Regions from separate parts of the Homo sapiens genome. Here regions 2 and 3 are each linked to region 1. Evidence: chromatin loops called from intact Hi-C (ENCODE). Cell type or tissue: PC-3. All regions are shown on one strand.

Region 1 (2,500 bases):
ATGACCAAGGGAGTCAGTCTCTCTTTGCAGTACTGTATGAGAGCAGAGTAAAAGTCGGCGATAGAGGGCTCATGGCAGGACAAGTGTTTAGAAAGTTACTTCCACTCTTTGACTAAGTATTGGTTGAAAGGTGTGCCGCCAAAACTGTAACCAAAGGAGCCATTATGCTTCTGGAAAAATCTCAAGGAAAAGTATTGGCAGCCACAGTAGTAGCTGTTGGATCAGGCTCTAAAGGAAAGGGTGGAGAGATTCAACCAGTTCGTGTGAACGTTAGAGATAATGTTCTTCTTCCAGAATATGGAGGCACCAAAGTAGATGACAAGGATTAGTTCTCATTTAGAGATGGTGACATTCTTGGGAAGTATGTAGACTGAAATAAATCCTGTTGAAATAGCATCGACACGAAGCTTCCCATTCCACTGAAGTTCTGAAATCTTTCATCATGTAAATAATTTATATATCTCTCTTTTACACTAAGCTAATGATAAATAATGACACAAATAATAATGACTAAGTTATTTGAATCAAATAAAAAGAGATTAAAAGGAGCCAGATGAAATGAACAAGAATGGAGTATACTTGATTGAATTATTTTTTCATAGTTATGTTTGCACTATTATATGTCACGCTATTGCAATGAACATTAAAAGAGTAGTGCTTGGAATAAGATTAATAGTAACTATTGTACATTTATCATTTGAACCTCTCCATGCTTATGGATTTTGTTATTTTAAAAAGTACCATTTTTCACATACAAATAATATAAAACATAATTTAAAATTGAAATATTTACAAGTCAACCTCAGGTGTCATTACAAAGTTTTCAGCTAAATTTTAAAATCATGTTTTTAGTTTTAAGAACCTATTTTTTTCATTCTTGTTAGTTTATCTAATATTCCTTTTTGTAACTTACATTCTATATTTGGTCTTATATGTTTTCAATGTTATATATTACTTAAAAATAAACTTAAAGTAGGAAGCCACATTATGAACAAAATAAAAGGACCATGAAAATGGTTGCAATTGATATCTAGAAATAGGATGATGTATAAAGTGGGTTGCATCAAAGCTATACTTACATTTACCACAGGGTGACACCCTAGCATCATTAATGAAAATAAAACTCGAATACATACAGAAGCATAATCACAATATGATGAAAACTAGCTCAAATTATTACAAGTTCTTTCTTTCAAGGAAATCATCATGAGGAACCAGGGTTTAAGCATTATGCTTAGTATTTTATAAGTTTAATTTTCCCTGACTCTAGTTACCTCTAGATTTTAGATAATTCTAAAAAATTATCTTAAATAATTCTAAATAATTATCCAGAATGATTCTATGTAATTAGAGAAAACTAGATAATTCTAACATCTAATTGTACTTCTTCTCTTGGCATCTGCCCTTTCCTCCTAGTCATATCTTCTTTTATTTAAAGAGAAAAATGAATCCTACCTAATCCTCAAGCCAGTTATGTATCAGCTCACTCAGTTCTTGAAAAATAATCCTTGATTTGTAGAATCCACTTTCTAATTACTCTCCAATCAACAGGAGTTTTGTCTCCAATGCCATCTTTCTATTAAAACTAGCTTTCAAAGTTTCAATGAGCTCAATGAGTATCAAAATGAGCTTGCATTTGACACTAACTGCTGTTCATCCTCCTCCTTCGGAAACTCTCTTCTAGTAAGGTTTGATGGCATTAGCCTCTTCTAAATTTGTTGTTATCTGTTAGGTTGTTGCTATTCTATTTTATTAGTTCTTCTTCCTTAGCCTCTTCCTTATATGGTTGCATCCTCCAGAATTTTGCCACCAAAAGATCTGTCAGCCAGTCAGTTTTCTGTAGAGTAGCCCAGAGACTATTTTCTCAATCCTTTCCTTCGAGTTTAAGAAACACAATGCAGCCAGTATTGATTTCATAAGGTGGTGGGTTTTGGGGCATGCACATCTTTTTCTTGAGTTTCCATCCAAGATTTAAGGTTTTAGTTCCTGATGCTGAGAACACTCAAGGCAGATGGCAGGCGGCTTCCCCTCTGAATCCTTTTCAGGCTCATCCTTCTATCTTTTCAACTTATCCACTGCCACCACTTGTCTCTTCTTGCATTGATTCTGACGAGTGGTTCTACTGCTGGGCTCTACTGTTGGGTAGGGAGAAAAAAGCGGTCTTGGATCCTGCATGTGAAGGTGGAGAGGAAAATAACTCCAAGTGTTGTATTGTGTTAGGTCAGATTCTTCAGAAGCCAATCCTTAAATGGGACTGCTTTTAAGAATATTTATTGAGAGCTCTCTCCGAGAGGGGATTTAGGAAGCAGGGTAGATAAGGAATAAAGCTAAGCAAAATGTGGTCTCACGCGCAGACTAGCTTAGTCTAACCCCACAGAGAAAAGTCTGGAACACCTATTGCTCCATAGAGTTAGTCTCACTTGAGGCAGGGAGGCCAGACTTTTATACCTTCATGTCAGAGAGCCACTGCTAAGGGTAGTTACCTGGAGAATGGGGTAGC
Region 2 (2,500 bases), 460 kb after region 1:
CCTCCAAATACTATTGTCCTGTGACAGAAAAAGGGGCTACCAAACAGTCAGAATATCCATTTTATTGCAACGAATCCTCCAGATTTAGAAAGTTCAAATTTACGGAATTTGACAAAATAGCCCCTACTTGTTTCATAAAATGTGTGCTGCTCTCTTATTGAGAGAAGTTCAACACTGTTTCTTGCAGAAGAAATATGTCAAAATTTGTGTTTTGCAATGAGCACTTTTTCCCACCAGGATCATTCTGGTTCCAAATCAAAAAAGTCCAACTAAAATTAGTTTTTAAGTGAAAAAGAAAAATTGATAATGCAAATAACTTGGACTTCAAACATGACAAGATCCAATGGCTCCAACATGTTATCAAAAAGCTTTGATCAGTCTCTCAACTCTCTCCATCCAGCTGCCACGTGACTGCCGGCAACCCCGTATTTCATTGCCTCATCTTAGCAGTTTATTCATACAGCAAACACTTGGTGACACTGACTAGACCTGCTTTAATCACATGGCATTCCTCAACCATCGCTATGGTAAAAAGCTGGCTGCTGTGATGGGCACACATTGAATCACATGCCAACCCCATGGCCTGAGGTTTGGGCAACTATGATCAGAAGTTCTAATGAGACCACAAGGACTGAAGTAGTTTCCCCAAGAAAGGGAGGCTGGGCAGGCTGGCCAATAATCCAACACCTCTCCTATGGCTTCAGCACTGATCATCATCCCCTACACTCTTTTCTTTTCCTCTTTTTATGTTACTTTGTTCAATTATGTTTACGGCAGGGGTTCTAAAAGCTTGTGCTTATGCTCTCATCTCTCCTGGAACTTCCTTGCCTCAAATATTTCTGACTGTCTGATCACATCTACAAGTTCCCCATAACACAAGATGCGACTGATCTAAGAACATGAATATATTTGAAGTTTTATGGGTTTTCCTACTTCTTTATTATACACCTTGGATTTTAAGGTTGTTTTTCTCTACACACCACAAATGATCTCCTCTTGATGGAGAATATTAGTAGTGGAATGAACTGGGAAGATCCATATCCCTTCATTTATTAAAAGAAATTTTAAAAATATCTTTCTGGGTTATCAGAGATAACAACCCCCACAACAAATTACCTCCTGCATATCAGATACAATAATATCTGCCAGGCTGAGGAAATAGGTATGTTTTCCTTACCACAAGAGTTGTTTCTTTGAGTTTCTTGCAAGAGTTGTTGTTTTGGAAGGGGCAAGGTATTAACAGGAGGTGATTTGGTTATTTGTTGCTGTGCCACAAACTACCCCAAATTTAGCACCTTAAAATAATAAACACCTGTTACTTCACCATTTGTGTGGGTTAAGCATTCAGGAGCAGCTTAGCTGGGAGGCCCTGACTTATGGTCTCTCATGAAGTTGTGGTGGAGCTGTCAGCTAGAGCTGCAGTGACCTCAAGGCTCAGCAGGGGGAGATATATTCCCATGCTCATTCATAGTTGCTGGTGTCGGTCCTCAGTTCCTCGCTGTATAGACATAGGCTAAGTGTTCTCACAACGTGGTAAATGGGTTCACTCTCCCTAAGTTTCCCTATGACATGGCAACTGGATCCCCCACAGCAAGCTGTGATTCAAGAGAGGGCAAAAGAGTCCACCCACAATGGAAATCCCAGTCTTTTTGTGACCTAATATCAGAGATGACATCTCATCACTTCGGCCATATTCTATGCAGTTGAAGCAAGTGCAGCCCATCATTCAAAGCCCCAGTAATGAAGCTCCTCTGCTTGAGGGGAGGAATACCAAATAATTTGTAGTCATATCTTTAAAATCATTACAGGAGCACTGGCTCTCCGCATCAGAAATTATGCTATGTGTCTGATAAAAATTAATACTTGCCTTGGCAGCATTATTTGCATACTATATTTTTTTAAGTGGGGATTTAGCTACAGTGAACCTTGAAAGGGATACTGAATGCCATGTGGTACTCACATTCATGGAACTGGGCCTTATATCTCCATCTTTGGAATGCAGCTGCTACCTGGAAGATCTTTCTGTGCTAGCAGCTTAAGCTGGAGGAGCTCCAGTGCACAAATCATAACAAGAGCCTGAGTGTAGAACTAATATCTATGAGGAGAGATGGGTTTCCCCAAGGGGAAAGAGTGAAGAACACATGATGAAGGGAAATGTGGGTAAAGTCCATGACGTTGAGGAGAAAAAATGCAGTGTTCTTTTAGGACACCTCCTTTTCAAAGACCTAAGACTTCCCACTACATTAAAGTTATCATCTTTATACTTCCCATGTACATCACTGTCCTTTAGAAAGACTTTCTGATTTAAATAACTACATGTTCCCTCCCAATAATCTATTTATGTGATCTTTAACAGAGTGGGGACACAGTAGATATTCAGGGGAGAAGCAGTAAATATACCACATTATGCTGCAAGGACTCTGGTGTGAACAGAGCCCAAAATGGAAATATGATAGATTGTTGAAAGTGGAGAAAAGACATTAAAATGAGTGGAGAAGAA
Region 3 (2,500 bases), 130 kb after region 1:
GAGGGGAGCTGCTACAGCCAGTTTATCCTATGTGATGAGACTTGCAACCAGGCAGCTTAGCTACTTGGAACTAGTCTGTGTGTGTCATTGCTGGGTACCCCACCCTGTTCCCCTGTGATTGTGGTGCAGCAGACTCTCCTCCACTCTACCTCTAGGCAGAAATCTGGGCATTTGGATCACTCATTCACCTGGTTCAGCAGCTTCATCTGCTCCACCCTTCTTGTGCAGAGATCCTAGAATAGGGAGGCCCTCTCTGCTTCATGCCTAGGCAGATCCCAGGATTTTGGAGCACCTGCTAGCAAGGTTCAGCACCCTGAACCACCTAACCTTCCTTGACGTAGGTCATGGTGCAATGGGGCCCTCTCTGCTCCACAGCCAGGCAGAACTCTAGATATCTGAAGCACCCATTCACCTGGCTCAGCAGCCTATCCTCCCCTACCCTTCCTGTGCAGAGATTTTGATGCAGGGAGGTCCTCTCTGCTGCATACCCTAGCATTCAAAGCACCTGCTCACACAGACTGGCAACCTGTGCTGCCTCACCCTTCCCGTTCACAGATCCATGTACTGGGCTGATCCTCTCTGTTTTATGCCCAGGCAAATATCCAAGCATTAAGAGCACCTGCCTGCCTAGTTAAGAAGCCTGAGTCACCCCATTTACCCTGTGCAGAAATCTTGGTTGGTGGGGGTGGGTTCTGCTCCACAAGCAGGCAGATTTCCAGGTATTCAGAGCCCCCACTCTCCTGGATTAAGAGTTTAGGCCAATCTCTCCAATATCCCTGTGCAAAGAACTTGGAGCCGAGGGGGTTACCTAGCTCCACCCCTAGACAGAACTCTGGTCACTTGGTAGCCACTCAGTAGATTCTCCCTCAGTGTTGGTGCTTGTGTCTGCCATTGGAAGACCTATAGGTGGACCTGCCTTGTCTGGCCCCACCCACCTTGCTCCCCACAACCCCCAAGGCTGAGCAGGGAGTTCACACCACTGTGTACTCCATGAGTCAGACCATTATCTGCAGCAACAGAGAGTTTCTTCCAGTAAACAAGGATCAAATATATAACCATCACATTGTCCAAAACTGGCTCTTACCTATAAGTGCCATCTACTGGCTTGTAGGTTGAACCGCACAGTCTAATATAAAACCTGCAACCTGTAAGTGCATAAGGCTATAGAAGCTGGGCAAAAGACCTACCCAGAATTCTCTAAAGTCATACCTCCTAAGGAGGGAGGGGGAATGGAAAGGGAAAGAAAAAAGAACAATAATATTATAGGGAAATAAAGAAAAAAATCCTACCTTATGGAAATAATTACAAAAATTAGAAGTGCCAGTATTGCCAGAGGAGGAGGAAAGAGAACAAGAATTCTACCACCATAAAAAAAGTGAATGTAATGAAATCAACACCATCAAAGGAGCACAGTACCTCTCCAGCAATGGTCCCTAACCAAAACAAAAGCTCAGATATGACAGATAAAAAATTCAAAGTATAGATTGCAAGGAAGCTCAATGAGATGCAAGACAAGGCTGAAAATGAATACAGAGAGATTTCTAAAGCAATCCAGGAAATGAAGGAAGACATAAACATCTTACAAAGAAATCAATCAGAGCTTCTGGAATTGAGAAACTTACTTAAGGAATTATAAAGTACAATTGAATTCATATAAAGTACAATCTCTCATAGACTGGACCAAGCAGAAGAGTTTCAGACCTTGAAAACTGGTCTTTTGAACTAACCCAGAAAAAAAAATTAAAAATAATTTAAAAATATGAATACAGTCTTAGAGCAATATGGGATTATGTGAAGCAACCAAACTCATAAACTGCTGGCATTCCTGAGAAAGAAGGAGAAATAGTTAATAACCTGGAAAACATATTTGAGGAAATAATTTAAGAAAATTTCCCTAATCTTGCTAGAGAGGTAGACATACAGATACAAGAAATCAAGAGGACACCTGACTGATGCTATAGGAAATGAACATCACCAAAGCATATAGTCGCCAGACTATCCAAGGTCTACACTAAAGAAAAAAATCTTAAAGGCAGCTAGAGAAAAAGATCAGATCACATACAAAGGGAACCCCATAAGGCCAAGTATATAGCTCAGCAGAAACCTTACAAGCCAGGAGAGATTGGAGGCCTACTTTCAGCATTCTTAAAGGAAAGAAAATTTTCCAACCAATAATTGTATATTCCATCAAACTAACCTTTATAACTGAAGGAGAAATAAAATCTTTTATAGACAAGCAAAGGGTAAAGGAATTTATTACCACTGGACCAGTCTTACAAGAGATCCTTAAGGGAGTTCTAAACATGAAAATCTGCTACCAAAATAGCACACCTAAGCACATAGCCCAAGACCCTATAAAGAAACCACACAATAGAAACTACAAAGCACCCAGCTAACAACTTCAAAATAGAATCAAAACCTCACATAGCAATATTAGCCTTGAATGTAAATGGTCTAAATACCCTCACTTAAAAGTCACAGAGTGACAAATTCAATAAAA

The links. Hi-C counts contacts between places; a loop is a spot of excess contacts. Peaks named below come from ENCODE experiments on the same cell type or tissue, not always from the same donor. Only the 100,000 strongest peaks of a DNase experiment are listed, where the experiment ranks them.
Region 2: it touches region 1 in a loop (9-fold over the local background); 7 of 110 quality-filtered maps call a loop at or near these places.
Region 3: a loop joins it to region 1, with 11 times the contacts of the local background. A loop is called at or near these places in 3 of 110 quality-filtered maps.

What each region holds. Positions count from the first base shown.
Region 1 is chr12:10,770,236-10,772,735 of GRCh38, forward strand. All of the region lies in intron 2 of LINC02366 (long intergenic non-protein coding RNA 2366), which reads left to right. It also overlaps the pseudogene HSPE1P12. Among named protein-coding and RNA genes, the nearest start is that of LINC02366, 21 kb to the left of the region's middle. In PC-3, a CTCF peak has its summit at 1,105; no DNase peak of the experiment used is centred here; H3K27me3 peaks cover 1,372 bases.
Region 2 is chr12:11,227,034-11,229,533 of GRCh38, forward strand. The region is part of intron 1 of LOC107987435 (a long non-coding RNA gene); the gene reads left to right. Among named protein-coding and RNA genes, the nearest start is that of TAS2R42, 41 kb to the left of the region's middle. In PC-3, a CTCF peak has its summit at 1,419; a DNase peak (open chromatin) is centred at 1,438.
Region 3 is chr12:10,900,579-10,903,078 of GRCh38, forward strand. The region is part of intron 4 of PRH1-PRR4 (PRH1-PRR4 readthrough); the gene reads right to left. It also overlaps a transcript of PRH1 not described here. Among named protein-coding and RNA genes, the nearest start is that of TAS2R13, 7.7 kb to the right of the region's middle. RefSeq lists an enhancer at 872-1,166. In PC-3, a CTCF peak has its summit at 1,104 (motif pointing left); no DNase peak of the experiment used is centred here.